2 separate regions of the Homo sapiens genome follow, and region 1 is linked to region 2. The links are chromatin loops, found by intact Hi-C in ENCODE. Cell type or tissue: prostate gland. All regions are shown on one strand. Links, peaks and the distances in the headings refer to the core of each region. The heading gives the core; the rest is flanking DNA. Region 1 has its middle 61 kb from the start of TEX48. Region 2 has its middle 380 kb from the start of DELEC1.

Evidence for each region. Hi-C counts contacts between places; a loop is a spot of excess contacts. Peaks named below come from ENCODE experiments on the same cell type or tissue, not always from the same donor. Only the 100,000 strongest peaks of a DNase experiment are listed, where the experiment ranks them.
Region 1: it touches region 2 in a loop (10-fold over the local background); 27 of 110 quality-filtered maps call a loop at or near these places.

The regions. Positions count from the first base shown.
Region 1 is chr9:114,741,311-114,744,236 of GRCh38, reverse strand. No RefSeq gene overlaps it. Among named protein-coding and RNA genes, the nearest start is that of TEX48, 61 kb to the right of the region's middle. In prostate gland, for the core only: no CTCF peak of the experiment used is centred there; no DNase peak of the experiment used is centred there.
Region 2 is chr9:115,519,651-115,522,576 of GRCh38, reverse strand. No RefSeq gene overlaps it. Among named protein-coding and RNA genes, the nearest start is that of DELEC1, 380 kb to the right of the region's middle. In prostate gland, for the core only: no CTCF peak of the experiment used is centred there; no DNase peak of the experiment used is centred there.

The sequences.
Region 1 (2,926 bases), core at 144-2,643, 780 kb after region 2:
ACCCTATCTCTACCAAAAATACAAAAAAAAAAAAATTAGCCTGGCGTGGTGGTGCTCACCCGTAATCCCAGCTACTCTGGAGGCTGAGGCACAAGAATTGCTTGAACCTAGGAGACGTAAGTTGCAGTGAGCCAAGATTGCACCACTACACCCCAGCCTGGGCGATAGAGTGAGACTGTCTCAAAAATAAAATAAAATAATAATAATAATAAATAAAATAAAGGTTGAAGAAAAAAGAAAAAAAAAGAAATGGCCTCTCATGCTAAAAAGTAAGAAAATGCTCAAAAGACAAAATGATGGGATTATTTCCAAGGGACCCAGTAGCCAATTAAAAGATCATCCAATGGCCAAAGCTGGAACCATTTGAGCAACCAAATCAATAAGATAGTATTGGATTATGGCCCAAAGTATAAAATAAATATCCATGAGTCTGTGTTGATATAAACAAAAAAGAGTGACTAAGTTAACAAAAGGAGAAGAGACAAATCTGCTATACCAAAAAAAATACCAAATAGTTTATGCAGATACCATACCCTCCAGGAGCTGGAGTGCAGTGGCACAATCATAGCTCACCACAGCCTTGACTTGCCAGGCTCAAGCAATTCTACCTCAGCCCCACAAGCAGCTGGGACCACAGGCATGCACTGCCATGCCTGGCTAATTTTTTCAAAAATTTCTTGTAGAGACAGTGTCTCACTATGTTGCCCAGGCTGGTCTTGAACTTCTGAGCTCAAGCGATCCTCCCGCCTCAGCCTCCCAAAACGCTGGGATTTACAGGCATAAGCCACTGCTCCCCACCTAGTATTAATAATTGTAATGATAATCCAAAGAAATATTTTAATACTTTTAAAATCTTAAAGCCACATGAAGTTAAAATTTATATTTCTATATATATTGTTGTGGCGGAAAGGTATAAGGTGGTCAATTCAAAAAACTTTCAAACAGAAAAATATATACTATATTAGGAAAAAGTCTGTAGAAGAAGTAGAATGAGAAAAAAGAAAAATAGAGATTTGCCAACAGTTTGAGTTATGTTTTAGGTGGAGGATGGTGGCTATTACATCACAATGGTATTTACATTCCATTGGGTGTATTTTAAGAGATGATGCAACAGCTTTATTTTTTATGTCAATATTTACAATGGGCCAGAAGTTGTATTCTTCATATTCATGTACACCTGTGATTTTAAAAAAAAATCAGGAACAATTTAAAGAAGTACAAAATGGTAGATAATTTTTCAAAATTTTTTTTTTTTTTTTTTTTTTTTGAGACAGTCTTGCTCTGTCGCCCAGGCTGGAGTGCAGTGACCTGATATGGGCTCACTGCAACCTCTGCCTCCTGGGTTCAAGCAACTATCATGCCTCAGCCTCCATAGTAGCTGGGACTACAGGTGCATGCCACCATGCCTGGCTAATTTTTGTATCTTAAGTAGAGACAGGGTTTCACCATGTTGGCCAGGCTGGTCTCAAAGTCCTGACCCCGGCCCCCCAAAGTTCTGGGATTACAGTCATGAGCCACCATGACCAGACTCAAAATCCTTTTCAGGAACATGTGAGCAAGGTTTTTTGAAGACCATAGGCCTATCCAATGCCCATTCTCTCTCATTTCTTTCTGTTCCTTATGCCAAAGCTGTAGGCAATGTGTCCAGCTAAAGATCTACCTTTCCAAGTCTCTTTGCAGATACATATTATCAAGGTCTGGCCAATAAGCTGTGCACGTTGCCATTCCTCTCTTCCATATTGAATGTGAACACAATAGCTGTAGCTCTAGCAGACAGCTTGAACTTGCACGAAGAATAGCAATAGTGAAAACACAGAAGGAACCTGAGTTCTAAATAACTTTGTGACCCAAACTACCTACCTCCAGATTTTGTTTAGGTAGAAAAGGGCAAATCCATTTATGTTTAAGTTACTGTTATTTAGGATTTTCTGTTACACATGGCCAAATCTAATCCTGACCAATAGAGTGGCTGTAGCATACATTATATAATCAATCAGATGTTGAACATTTAGATTATTGCCAGATTTTGCTGTTTATTATACATCACACTGTGATCCTTATTTGATGTATCTTCATACACATTCAGAGTTATTTTTCCAGGAGATAATCTAAGAAGTAAATTCTGGGTCAAGAATGTTTTGATACATATTGCAAATTTTTTCCTTCACAAAAGCTAATTTATATTTATGTCAATAGTGTATGAGACGGTGGAATTCCACATTCTTTCATCGTCATTGGGCAGTCTTTTTTTTCTAAATATTTGCAAATCGATAAGGAAAAAAGGTTTGTTTGTATTTTTTGATAACTAATATAGTTAAACTTTTTTCTATTTATCTGCCATTGGATAAAATTGTCATTTTATCTTTATTGTTTAAAAAAAATTAAGAAAAAGAGCCAAAAGTGTTTTTTACTTTAAATTTTATTTTTTTATTTCATTTTTCCATAAGTTATTGGAGTACAGGTGGTATTTGGTTACAAGAGTAAGTTCTTTCATGGTGATTTGTGAGATTTTGGTGCACCCATCAGCCAGGCAGTACACACTGCACCCTATTTGTAGTCTTTTATCCCTCACCCCCTTCCCACTCTTCCCCCTAAGTCCTCAGAGTCCATTGTATCATTCTTATGCCTTTGTGTCCTCATAGCTTAGCTCCCACATATCAGTAAGAACATACGATGTTTGGTTTTCCATTCCTGAGTTACTTCACTTGGAATAATAGTCTCCAGTCTCATCCAGGTCACTGCAAATGCAGTGGCCTTTTTTCATTTCTTTTTATGACTGAGTAGTATTCCATCATCTATATATACCACAGTTTCTTTATCAACTTGTTGATTGATGGGCATTTGAGTTGGTTCCACGATTTTGCAATCATGAATTGTGCTGCTATAAACATGCATGTGCAAGTATCTTTTCCAAATAATGACTTCT
Region 2 (2,926 bases), core at 304-2,803:
CAAGGCAGAGATGGCTGAATTCTTAGCTGAGTGTTTTGCATTTGCCTTGTATCTGTGTGGGGATGTGGGGAATCAACTTACAGAATATACAAGGAATCATTTCGTTTTGTTTCTTCATTTTTAGCATATCAAATTTGGAATTCCACATGACCAGAGCATCGGGTTCATGAGTAGAATGAACAGAGAAGAGGCCAGCAGCCATGCTTACTGGGTTAGAGAGTCATAGGTTATCTTCCAGGCCATGGGAAACTCTGTTAGAGAAAGAATCTCTTGGCTTCTGAAGAATAAAACCTCCTAGTTTGTGGGCCATAGAGTGATATCTCTATCTCAAGCTAGAGACCTAAAAGGAGAGAGGAGATAAATAAGTACATAGTCCTTTCCCAGTCACTGTTCATTTGGTCTTTGTATTAGTCCATTCTCATGCTGCTATGAAGACATACCCAAGACTGGCTAATTTATAAAGGAAAGAGGTTTAATTGACTCACAGTTCCACATGGCTGGGGAGGCCTCAGGAAACTTACAATCATGGTGGAAGGAGAAGCAAACACGTCCTTCTTCACACAGCAGCAGGAAAGAGAAGTGCAGATGAAATGAAGGAAAGCCCCTTATAAAACCATCAGATCTCATGAGAATTCACTGAGTATCATGAGAACAGCATGGGGGGACTGCCCTGTAATCTAATCACTTGCCACGAGGCCCCCCACCATGACACGTGGGTATTATGGTAACTACAATTCAAGATGAGACTTGGGTGGGGCACAGCAAAACCGTAGCAGTCTTCATAACTACGAAGTAGGATAGGCAGGGCTGTTCTTTGATTGATGGGTGATGAGGATCAGGGCACAAGATGCCTGTTGGAGAGGTCAGAAACCTAACTTGCACCAGCACCTTCAGGTGAGAAAAGCAAATTGCACTCTTAAATGCTTTCTATCATTTCTCTTTCTTCCACCCTGTTGCTTCTTTAGCCAAATTTGGCTGCAGAATCTGGCTTCAAGTGATTCATTTCTATGATCTGATCCTTAATTTTAACAATTGTATGTGATATACAGTATAAACTTTGTCTTTCCTAAGTGTGTTGAGAAGCATAAAACCCAAACTCTTTGAGAGGCTTAGACTGCCATTCACAATCTGGCCCTGCACCTCCTGCCAGCTTCGTCTCCTAATACTCAGCCGTGTATCTCTCCACCTGTGATATCTTATCCAAGTCACACTGAATGACTGAATTCTGTGAAATCATCCTATGCACTCTCAAATCCAACCCTCCTGCCTCACCACATTTCCTATTCATACAGAAAACAGTTCTTTCCATCCTCATCCCAATTACTGGAGAATTCCCACTCTTCCTTCAAGTCTAGGCTTAGACACCTGACTTTCCCACCAGATAAATAGACTCTAGCAGGTAGTAAGCAGGGTTGCCTTATCCTTTTATCATCTCTCCAACACCAAACATAGCATTTGACAAATGATGCATGCTGAAACAATGATTGGGTTAAAAAATAAATGACTAAATATACTAGTGCAGATAATATGAGAATTTAAAGGGAGAGGTTAGGAAAGATGAAATAATGCTGTGGTACAACCTGTGGTCATTTGTTTCCATGGCAGCTTGGGACTCCTCATATTCCCACATTCTGCCCTTGCTTGAGAGGTGAAACAAGGTCTGCTCGAACAGGAGCCCATTTTCCTCTGGACAGTATCCATTGCTCCTATTCTGCATTCTTTTGCCTCTGATGTTTTCAGTGAAGCCAGGAGCTTCTTGGATCTTTATTAGCTCAGGCTGTGTGAACAGACTCCAGGCCAGAGTTTCAGCTGGGAAGAATGCCCCTGGTGTGAACAGAGCTGTTCTGAATGCATGTGGAGAAAGCAGGTGGCATTTGCTCTTGCTGTGAGCAGACGTGGTGGTCAAGCGTGAAGGAAAGGGAATGAGAGTCAATTATGTGTTGAGTCCCTCAAAAGCAGTGGGACACTGTAGAAACTTAGCTTAAAATTTGGAAGCACACATCCCGTATTTAGAGTGCAGGTCTTTCACTAACTATCTGTATGACTTTGGGCAAGGAAGTTATCATCTTTTCTAAATCCAGGTTCTTGAGAATAATATCAGTACCTAACTCTTAGACCTGTGCTAAGGATTAAATGAAGAGCATCTCATGCACTGCTTAAATGAATTCTTAGCATTTAGAAGTCTTTTTTTTTTAATCTATCTACCCACCATCTATCTAATTAAATGTATGAATAGGAAATATCCCTTCCTTTACACATAACATAATTTTAACAACTCTGAAAATTAACACAGCATCAGATAATTTTATTCTATTTTAATCTTTCACTATGTATTCCCAATAAACAGTAGCTAAATGCTCTAAGCCAGTACCAAGAACCCACAGTATAAGAGGGTCTACATATTACCAGTTCTCTAAATCCATAAGATGTGTAACAATATTCTGTAAGAGAATATCCTAACCCCGTTATCTGAAAATACACACAACTAGCAGCCTGTGCAACAACTATACCGATTAGTACTTATCTTCTGCCATGAATGTTGATTCCAGAGAAACTCTGGTTATTAATCATTCTCACCCCACCTTCATCCATCCAACCAAAGCTGTCATCTCCCAGGGTCAGCAGGCTCTAATAAGTCAGGGAAGTCAGATATATGTAAAGTTAGTTCTGCAGCCAGTTTGAAAGCCTGAGATCCATTCCTCCAGTAGACGGGCCCAGGCCTCCCAATCTCATTGGAAACATTAGCACCCAGAGGTAGACTAGGGAGGATATTCATGCATTGGTCCTGCTCCAGGGCCAGTGTGGTGGGTACTGCTCTGGCTTGGCTAGCCCGCTTGGGCTTTAGTCCAGCAGCACACAGCTCATCACTCCTCTCTGTAGATATAATGGGGCCATGCTTGACTTCTGAGCCAATCAAAGTAGGAGC